Linked DNA regions of Mus musculus: region 1 is linked to region 2. Evidence: chromatin contacts called from ENCODE Hi-C or POLR2A ChIA-PET data. All regions are on one chromosome and are shown on one strand. Each heading gives the region's core, a stretch centred on a gene start or an enhancer-like site at or near the end of the contact. The rest is flanking DNA. Distances are from core to core; before and after follow the strand shown.

The links. A loop is a pair of places that touch in the nucleus more often than their neighbours do. ChIA-PET counts read pairs that join two places held with the same protein, here RNA polymerase II (POLR2A).
Region 1: a map of heart shows a loop between it and region 2 (3-fold over the local background). The contact joins the promoter of 4930597A21Rik here to the promoter of Ublcp1 in region 2. A Hi-C loop is called at or near these places in 6 of 37 maps with a recorded cell type or tissue (adrenal gland, heart, mature B cell and 1 more). POLR2A ChIA-PET finds 5 or more read pairs at or near these places in 1 of 5 experiments (Patski).

What each region holds. Positions count from the first base shown.
Region 1 is chr11:44,583,495-44,588,898 of GRCm38, reverse strand. 4930597A21Rik (RIKEN cDNA 4930597A21 gene) reads right to left here and starts at 2,582. Exons shown (of 4, transcript NR_126460.1): 1 at 2,549-2,582; 2 at 1,422-1,597.
Region 2 is chr11:44,468,884-44,474,487 of GRCm38, reverse strand. It overlaps Ublcp1 (ubiquitin-like domain containing CTD phosphatase 1), which reads left to right and starts at 3,940. Exons shown (of 11, transcript NM_024475.5): 1 at 3,940-4,060.

The DNA.
Region 1 (5,404 bases), core at 1,333-3,832, 120 kb before region 2:
AATGGTGTTTCTTAATGGCATAAAGAAAACACAGCATATTTGATGGGAATCCATTGTCTTCCCCCTCTTTAAATTATTTAGTAACCTGGGGTAGCTAAGAAATTGTCTCTGCTCCAATAATTTGCTATGCTAATTGTGGCCAGCAAATGAGTAACTATAACCAATTACTCAAGGCTGGAAAGGGCTGAGCCGATGTTGGGGGTTAAGAGTGCAATTCGGTGGCTCGGCCTCCCAAACCTTCACTCAGAATCTCTCTGAAGACTCAAGAAGAAAAGCTTTGCAACCAGAATCGAGGGGGACCAGTTTTCTGATGGTGTCCTGGGGGACTCGAATGAAAGTCAAGCAATTTGAAGAATCTCCTCAGGTTGTACTCAGCGGAACTCCTGACCTCTGCTTCGTCCTATCTGTCGTAAGCCTTTATCAGGAGGAGATGCCAAATCACAGGCCATTTGGTGGCGTATAATTGCTTGACACTGACAGCGAGGGCTATATATCTTCTGTGTAGACAGAGGAGTGGGCACTTTAAATAGCAGAAGACGGATGACAAACACACATCACCATAACCATGAAAGGAAATCAAAGCAACACAACACCAAGACGGATACCAAACTAAAGCAAAATATGGATTGAGTAGAGATGGAGGGACATGATTAATAATGTACTGCTTCTAATCACATCTTCCCATATATACCAAAAACACTGAAAATTATGGAGGAAAGAAGGAGTGGAGGGGAGGAAAAAAAGGAGTTAGGTGAGGAAGGAGGGGGAGGGAAGGAGGAAGACAAGAGAACTGGGAAGGACAATTCAGTGAAGCCTTGATGTGGTCTGCGATGGTGTATAAGCTCTGAGATAAGCATGTGGCATGCTGTGATCAATGTATGAAGCACTGTGATTGGAGTATAAAGCGCTGTAATGAATACATGAAGTATTGTGATCAGTGAATAACACACTGCCATCAGCACATAGAACGCTAATCAGAGTATGCAGCACTGTGATTGGTGTATGCAGCGCTGTGATCTGTCTTGTGGCTACAGTATTCAGTGATCCTGAACTGTCCTAAGAGAAAGATCTTCAGTCTCCACTTTCTTGCCATCTGCCTAAGGAAAGTCTCAGGGTTAGTCTGTCTGTAAGTATTCTTTAATACTCTGTAACTCTAAACACAGGACAAAAACACAGCAAGTGCCAGGCCCTGACCTTCAGCACATAGTACCTAGGTCAGATTTAATTACCCCACTCTAATATATATATGGAGGGGTGTGTATTTATACATATGTGTGGAGCCAGTATGTGTTTATATTTTCATGGTCACATATGTGTGGCTGCACATGTATGGTGGTGCATGTGTGCATGTGTGTGCGCATGAATGTGGTAGTCCAGAGTTGAAGGCAAATGTCTTCTTCAATCAATCCCCCCTTACTTACGGAGGCAGGGTCTCTCTTTAACCCTAAAGGTCTCCAATTCTGGCTAGTCTCACTAGCCAACTTGCCAAGGGGATCTTTACGTCCCGGGTTCTGGAATTACTGGCAGCCAGTCCTCTTGCCTGGCTGATCCACTGGATCATATCTACAGTCTCTAAGTTATTCCCTCTGGGTACCTTCTACTTATGCAAGGGAAAAGGTTTACATTTGTGATTGTAACATTATTGAGATCTCTTTACTTCCATTTACATAAACAGAGATAAACACAAATGAGATAAATAAGGGGGTGTGGGCCTGGAGGTCCATCCCATATACAATCACCAAACCCAGACACTATTGTGGAAGCCAACAAGAGCTTGCTGATAGGAGCCTGATATAGCTGTCTGCTGTGAGGCTTTGCCAGTGCCTGACAAATACAGAAGTGGATGCTCACAGTCATCCATTGGACGGAGCACAGGGTCCTCAATGAAGGAGCTTGAGAAAGTACCCAAGGAGCTGAAGTGTTTTGCAGCCTCATAGAAGGAGCAACAATATGAATTAACCAGTACCCCCAGAGCTCCCTGGGATTAAACCACCAATCAAAGAAAACACATGGTGGGACTCATGGCCCTAGTTGCATATGTAGCAGAGGATGGCCTGGTCGGTCATCAATGGGAGGATAGGCCCTTGGTCCTGTAAAGGCTCTATGCCCCAGTATAGGGGAATGCCAGGGCCAGGAAGCAGGAGTGGGTGGGTTGGTGAGCAGGGGGAGGGGGGAGGGGGAGAGGATGTTTTGGGAGAGGAAACCAGGAAAGGGGATAACATTTGAAATTTAAATAAAGAAAATATCTAATTTAAAAAAAAATAAGGGGGTGTGGGGCAGAGGGAGGGGCAGGCTGACAGAGTAAACAGTAATGGGTCCAGAGTGGTCCAGAGAAAAATTTCTCGTAAGAACACTGAAACACTTTCAATCAGAAAATATCAGCTTAAAGGCTACCCTAATCCCTACCTTAAAGCTTACCCTAATCATTTTACACATAAGGAAACCAGGGCCTGGGGGTCAGCAGGAATCACCCAGTCCACAGTATGAAATGGTAGACACAAACTTAATCTAAAACTTCGTTCTCCACCTCCATTACCTCTAACCTTACTTAATTTGTAGGTCTTTCCAAGTCTGTGTGTGTTAGAATTGCTTAAATGTATCTGCTTTAAGAATCCAAGAACAACGGATGCACCCACAAAGGCAGTTGGAAAACTGAACAAACTGCAGGACCATGGTGACATCTAGTGGTAATCTTTGGTAGTGCACCTGTCTAGAAGACCTTTGATTTAATCAGGCTTACCATGAAAGCAGAAATATTCTTTTGTACACTGTTCCCTAGTTTGAGTTTGTCTGCTATGGTTATGAGATATACTTGAACAGTAATCCCACATATAGGATTATATGCTGAAGAATATATATATATATATATATATATATATATATATATATATTCAAATCATAGCAAAAGGCACATGACAAAGGCTTGTCATGGCACTGGTTATATTGAGTGTTTGGTTACAGTGGTCCTGACCACCAAGATTCCATCTTAGAAAGCTGCTGTGAATTCTCTTCTAATTAATAAGGGATTCATGGAGTAACAATGTTCGAGTTTGCAAAGCTGATGTTTTTGCTTGAAACCTCAATGAAGTAACAGTTGCAAAATAGTAACCTAATGCTGTCATTTTTTACTCTAATTTTACTCATTAGGATTTTAACATAAAAAGGGAACCTTCCCTATACTCCCATTTTTTATTAATTAATTCTTACATCATCCAGAGTCTTAGATTTCATGAGCTGACTCAGGTATAGATGACATCATCTGTATCTGAAGTGTCAGACGTAGATTACAGTTCTACATTAATTACAGAGTATATCTAAAGCTTCCTAATTTGCTGCAGTGGAGATTGGACTAGGGTGCCATGCATGTGAGGCTATTGCTCTGCCTCTGAGCCACAAAGCGAGCCCTCTGAACCTTTACACAACCTGTATCCAGGCCGAGCCCTTGCCTTAACCCCAACTATCACGCTTAATTTTGAATAAAGGAAGTGTAGTGTGAACCAGAGAAATGTCCTGAAATATAACCCTGCCTATCCAAAAAAAAGAAAGAAAAAAAGAAAAAAGGGAAAGAAAGAAAGAGAGAGAGAGAGAAAATAAGAGAGAGAGAGAGAGAGAGAGAGAAAGGAAGGAAGGAAGGAAGGAAGGAAGGAAGAAAGAAAGAAAGAAAGAAAGAAAGAAAGAAAGAAAGAAAGAAAGAAAGAAAGAAAGAAAGAAAGAAAATGGAGTTTCAATTGGGAAGTTGTCTATTGGCACTGGGGTTTTTTTTTTTTTTCCATTTTTTATTAGGTATTTAGCTCATTTACATTTCCAATGCTATAACAAAAGTCCCCCTTACCCACCCACCCCCACTCCCCTACCCACCCACTCCCCCCCTTTGGCCCTGGCGTTCCCCTGTACCGGGGCACACAAAGTCTGCGTGTCCAATGGGCCTCTCTTTCCAGTGATGGCCGACTAGGCCATCTTTTGATACATATGCAGCTAGAGTCAAGAGCTCAGGGGTACTGGTTAGTTCATAATGTTGTTCCACCTATAGGGTTGAAGATCCCTTTAGCTCCTTGGGTACTTTCTCTAGCTCCTCCATTGGGAGCCCTGTGATCCATCCATTAGCTGACTGTGAGCATCCACTTCTGTGTTTGCTAGGCCCCGGCATAGTCTCACAAGAGACAGCTACATCTGGGTCCTTTCGATAAAATCTTGCTAGTATATGCAATGGTGTCAGCGTTTGGATGCTGATTATGGGGTGGATCCCTGGATATGGCAGTCTCTACATGGTCCATCCTTTCATCTCAGCTCCAAACTTTGTTTCTGTAACTCCTTCCATGGGTGTTTTGTTCCCACTTCTAAGGAGGGGCATAGTGTCCACACTTCAGTCTTCATTTTTCTTGAGTTTCATGTGTTTAGGAAATTGTATCTTATATCGTGGGTATCCTAGGTTTTGGGCTAGTATCCACTTATCAGTGAGTACATATTGTGTGAGTTCCTTTGTGATTGTGTTACCTCACTCAGGATGATGCTCTCCAGGTCCATCCATTTGGCTAGGAATTTCATAAATTCATTCTTTTTAATAGCTGAGTAGTACTCCATTGTGTAGATGTACCACATTTTCTGTATCCATTCCTCTGTTGAGGGGCATCTGGGTTCTTTCCAGTTTCTGGCTATTATAAATAAGGCTGCTATGAACATAGTGGAGCATGTGTCCTTCTTACCAGTTGGGGCTTCTTCTGGATATATGCCCAGGAGAGGTATTGCTGGATCCTCCGGTAGTACTATGTCCAATTTTCTGAGGAACCGCCAGACTGATTTCCAGAGTGGTTGTACAAGCCTGCAATCCCACCAACAATGGAGGAGTGTTCCTCTTTCTCCACATCCTCGCCAGCATCTGCTGTCACCTGAATTTTTGATCTTAGCCATTCTCACTGGTGTGAGGTGGAATCTCAGGGTTGTTTTGATTTGCATTTCGGCACTGGGGTTTTTTTTCTTCAAAAAAATGTTAATGTTGTGCAAGTTATAAAAGTATCAGAAAGCAGTCTAAGCAAAGAAGATCACAGGACTATGACAGTTCTGTAATACAAGTGGGGACCCTAAGGGACACATAGTGTGTTAGTCAATGTTCACAGACATACTAGGGACAAAGGGACATTATGTTTGTACTTATTCTCAAAAGGTTCTGTATGTTTTGTTGAGAAACAGAAAGCAAATATGAGAACTGGAGAAACGGCTTGTGGCTATGAGCACTGGCTGCTCTTGCAGAGAACCCAGGTTCAATTCCCAGCACCCACGTGGGGTCCAGAAGCACCTGTGACTCCAGTTGCAAGGGATCTGGCATCCTCTTTTGGCATCTGTGGGCACCGGTCTCTCTCTCTCTCTCTCTCTCTCTCTCTCTCTCTCTCTCTCTCTCTCTCAACAC
Region 2 (5,604 bases), core at 2,691-5,190:
TTATAATATATTATGATAACTTATAATATAACATTGTAATATATAATATATTATATTAAAATATTAATATATAATATGTGTATTTTAGAACATTTCAAACACTGAGTATTATACCCATTTAAGCATTCATTGATATACAGTATTACATGCAGGTGTATTATATGACATATCCTCATTTAGCATGTTATTCACTAATTGATCACATTTCTATTGAGCCCCCAACTTTAACCAACATCACCCTCATCTCTAAATTAACTAAAATTGTTAATAAATTGCACATGGTTTGTTTCCTCACAAAGTTGACAGTACAGTGGGTGAGACTATTATGCTAATAATGTTCCGAAGAAATGCTCAAGGGTAGTGCGCACTTAGTAGTAAGCAACATAGACAAGTGTAAACGAGTGCTTTGAAGTATTGACCTGTGACAGAAAGCTTGGGACCCTGGACTTATTGACTATTTCCTGATAAGAATGGAGCCAGAACTCAAGCACAAGGGCTGGCTTTGGGTAGAAGGGAACTGTTTTGATTCATTCAGAAACAAAAGAAGTGAAGATGAGTGCAGACAGGGCTTCCTTTCTAGATTTGAAGAGGGTTGTAGAGGAACTGCAGAGATCTGGGACAATACCACCTGCCGAGAACAAGGGAGTAATTGAAGGTCTGAAGTCTGAGCGGAGTGGAAGATTTAAGTGGTTGTTTTGGGAAAGCAAGCTGAATAGAGAGGAGATGTAATTTGCCAGGCTTAGTTAAGAGCCTGTAGAATCTGTCCTGTGGGGAAAATTCTAGCCATTTTTAGCATGGTGATTGCAGGCAAGAGAGGCAAGGAGGTAAGTATCTGGAGAGAGAAAGAGGAAATACAATTCTAGAGTTGAGCTAAATAACACAATATATACATATACACATACGTATGTATATATATGCATATATATGTATATATATGATAATATATATGTAGTGCATGTCTTTTACAGAGCCTTATGTGGGAAGAGAAAGCATCACTAGGGAAAGAGGATTGGATTGAAAGGGAAAAGAAAATAAAGGCTGAGCTCAACCAGAATAGCAATGATATTGGTTTAGGTAATACAGTCTATAAATAGACTCTTCCAAAATAATCATGGCCATAGTGATATCTGAAATTTAGCACCTAATTTTGTTAAACTGGCTATTTCTTTTAAGTCTTTTAGACCTGTTAACCAACCATCTACTAGGCTGTTTACAGATCTTTGGTTCCTGCAAAGACACTAGGAGAGGCCAAGACTATTATTTACTCTGCGTGCATTACGAGAGGCTCCAGGGAGCAATGACAGAGAGTTTCTCTTATTGGCTGTGGTGAGCTGCTGTGAGGCCTTTTCTAGGTCAATTCTGCAGTTATTCCTGGTCACTAAGAGTTCAGTTTCTTTATTAAAATAAAGGAATAATAATACTTTTCCATCCCATGTTTTCTTTTTAAAAATTTAAATGTTATTTATTTTGTGATGTGTGAGAACATACACACTTCCCCACACAGGAGTGGAGGTCAGAGGATTTGCAAGGTTTGATTCTCTTCACCTTGTGGGCCACGGGGATGGAATTGAAGTGGTTAGGGTTGAGGGCAACCTCCTGTATCCCTGAGCCACCTAACTTGCCCTCCAATTGTTTTTTAATTGTATTTTTCATTTCATGAAGGTTGAGCTAAATAGAAATGAGATAGCCTGGCATGTTGGTGTATGCTTGTAAACCAGGAAATAGGGAGACCAAGGCAAGAGAATGAAGAGTTTCCGGCCAGGAGGGCAACACAGGGACACAAAGCTATAGAGATGTACTTGGTAGAGCACTGGTTTAGCATATGCAAAGTCCTGGGTTTGATGCTCACTTCCAGAAAACAAAGCAAACCAAAACATAGTTGACCTTAATGATAAACAAATGTACTGATTGTGGTGGTGAAAATAGAAACTGGCCTTGCCAAGCAGCAAGTGGATGAATGATCCAGGTGAAAAAGCATATTCATTTTGAGATTAGTTTCTTGCTTTTTGATGGTCGTTTTGACTGTGTTGTTAAACTTCCGTGTGGGTTTTGTAGAAAGTCTTTTCTTTTTTGAAGAAAGCAAGGGATTTGTTTTGAATGAGTAGATATTCTCATTAAGTACAGGAAAAAAACCAAAAACCAAAACAAAACAGAAAACCCCAAACCTCTTAACTAAAGAACCCTCAAGTTGGGACTGGAGCCATGACTCTTGCAGAGGACCTGGGTTTGGTTCCTATCACTCATATGAGAACCGGAACTATCTTTAAGTCCAGTTCCAAAGGCAAAATACTCATACTCATTGAAAAACAAGTCTTTTAAAAAATTGCTAAGACACAAAATTTAGTTGCTTTATTTCTAACAAGCCCAAGAAATGAAAAAACCAAAACAAACCCAAGCAGGTACAGCTCTATCGACTAAAAGGAAAGACACACATGGAACCAATATTACCTTTTTACTCTCCCCTTCTGGAAGAAACTGGTTTAAGAAAACGTTTTGGATTTGTGTTTTTATAATTTTAAAATGACATTAATTTAGCCATACATGCTGGTGCATGCCTTTGATTCTAGCACTTGGGCAGGTGGATCTTTGTGAGTTCCAGGCAAGCCTGAGCTATACATAGAGAAACCATGTTTTCCCCCTCCCTCCAATTACATTAATTTTTCTGTGGGTCTGTTTGTACCAAGGCACAGGAAGTCTGAGAACAACTGTCAAGAGGTGGCCACGCCTCTTATGGGTCTCTAAGATTGAATTTGAAGTTTTAAAAAGTATCAGATATACTTATCTAGGGGCTGATGATGTAAACATTCTTCAAGTTACTTTTTAGGTCTTTCTTTTCTTTTTTCTTTTGCATAACAAGTAACACTGGGAATTTCTTGAATGGATGAGAAGGGTTAGGTCCCGTTGAGGCTTTCTTCTGTCTGAGTCAGAGTTTCAGTCTGTATCCCAGGGCTGGAACTAGAATTCCCTATGCCCAGGCTGGCTTCAAATTTATGCACTATCCTACTGCCTCAGCTGGGATTACAGGCAAGAGCCGCCTCCAGGGGTTCAAATGGAGACTGCTTTGATAGCTAAGAAAAACTCCACTTTATGTGAGGCACCCATTCTAAATTCCGAAAAGATAAGTTCCTAGCAACTCTGACTCCTTGCCCCTTCCCCATGAATTGGAAAACTGCTATGAAATGATTAACTGCTGGCTCTGATTTCTGCGAACTCCGCTCATCATTACGCACAGGGGGTGGGGGGTGGGGGTGAGGCAGTTCCTCACATAGCTGTCAATCCCACAGAAATGAAGTAATTGTAACTGCCCTTAAAAGCCCCTTTCCTGTTTTAGCTCACAGGAACTAAAGAGAGCGGCTGCTTAAGAAGAAAAACTCGGATAACTATAATTTAAACGGAGTCTCCGGTCTCTCCGAGTGACTTCGAACGCTGCAGCATTTATTTCTATGAAAGCATGGCATTCTTCTGTAAAGAGAACTAGCTTTCCTTGCATTTAAGGAGGCAAAGCAAGCACGAGTGGGTGGAGCCGACCGACACACAGATCTGGAACACCGTTGTCACACGGATATTTGTTCCATGAGTGTTTGGATCACTTTGGCCGGCTTTCCCCTGGAGTGGGCAAATTATATTCCTGGCTCCTTGCGTCTCTAGAAAAGTCTCCTCTTCAGTCCTCAAAGGTCGGCTTCATTCGGAACGCGACACTGCCACAGGAGTCACAGGGCTCCGCAAAGCTCAGCTCTGGTGGAAAAAAAAAAAAAGTCGCCACCGGGCCGGAGCATGCGCAGAACAGCCGGCGGCGGCCACCAAGAACCGGGAGGGGTCTCTTTCACAGAGGTCAAAGTCTGGAAAACACTCGGCCGGCCTGGGCTCCGCAGGCGTCACATCGGAGGAGAAACCAAACAAGCGGCAGCCGCATTTCCCCCTCCCCTACAACACATTTCCGGTCTCAACCACACTTTCCGGTCCGCCCGCCGGTTCCGGTCCCGCCCCTCGCTTCCGGTCTCCTTAGGTTCCGCTGCGGCCGGCTTTTTCGTCCGCTGTAGCTGGTTCCGCCGCGCTCCAGGTGAGAGGACGCGGGGTTCTCCGGCGCGCCTGCCTGTGAAGGCGACGCTGCGGCCGGGGGATGCCACTGAACTGCATGCGCCCCGTGGTTTGTCTCGCTGCGGTCCGGGTGGGCTGGGACTGCAGCTGTCCCGCCTGGCCCCCAGAGGCCCCTGTCCCGGCGCACTGCGGGTCGTGGCCGCAGCCTTCGCATCCGGCCTTCTCACCTGACCCCAAGGCTTCCCACGTCCCAGAATGTTCTGCGTCCGCGGGCCTCGTCCCCCGCTCCTGCAGGGTCTGTCTTGTCCTCCCCTCACGCGGGTTGTCGAAGGCGTCCGAGGCAGCTTGTTTCTGAGACTCTGCCTGTCTTGGGATACTCCCGGGGCAGTCCGGGCTGCACCCCGCGCGGCTCCTGCGGGCCGGCGCCAGGGCCCGCGGCCCAGCACCGCACGCTCACTCTTGCCGGGCTGGATGAAAAGTTCACACTGTCACTTTTGAAATTGCCGCCGTTGGCTGCTTTTCGTGATGCGGTGTTGGGCGAGAGTCGCTGTGACTTATTTTGCAGGTTTCTAATCTGTACAGTGAGGTCGCTTGTTAGTCCAGGATTGTGAAGATTAAGATAGCGATAGTTAACGTGCTCAGCCCTCACTGCTACCGTTCTCCTAGCTCCTCGCGGCTTATCAAATGCTGTCAGGTGTTAGCGCTTATCAAAACACATACATGTGAACTGACTCATCTCTGGGTTTGGAAGGCTGAGGGCTAGAGAGGTAAGAGACTAGGCAAACCCAACACAGGATGTTAGGCAGAACTCCAGTATAAACATACGTTGATTACATATCCCATAAAAATGTCCTCTTTGAGTTGGATCGCCATCACCACCCACTCCCACCCCCCAATTTGGGGGACAAATGTGATAAACCATTAGCATTGTATGAGAAAGTATAAAAATGCCCATGCTTTTTTTGTCCTGCATGATTCTCAGTAGTGATGAAATGAGATTCAAAAATTAAAAAAAGTTTTAAGAACTTAAGCTGGAAAGGTTTGTATAACCTTTTTTTTTTTTCTATGCCCAGAGTCTTGGGGCATTTGACAACTTGTCTTTACCATTTGTAGCACAAGTTCTTTATGAAGTAGTGCCTGTTGTTAAGTGCATGGGGCCCATGCCATTGGCAGGTTTTTCTAAAGCCGGTAACAGAAGAGCCTAGAGGAGTAGCATGCTCAGCCTCTACCACCTCAGAGGTGGTAGAAAAAGACTGGTTAAAGTGGACATTGTTAGGTCTCTTTCCTTATTCTGATGATACTTCCAAGAAGTCTTCATCAAATTTAAGTCAGTGGTATTGGTTGAGAACCACTGGTCAAAAAACTCTCATGGTCTCCAGACTACCCTGCCCGTCCAAGCACCGGTTAGCTCAGCTCAGCTCAGCTCAGCTCAGCTCAGCTCAGCACAGCTAGAAGCCTTCCTAGCTCTTACGAACAATCATTCCTGTTTCTGTGTCTTACAGATTTCAAATTGACCCACATGCCTTTTTAGCCAAGGTCATAAAACTTCTTAGGGCAGATTCTGCC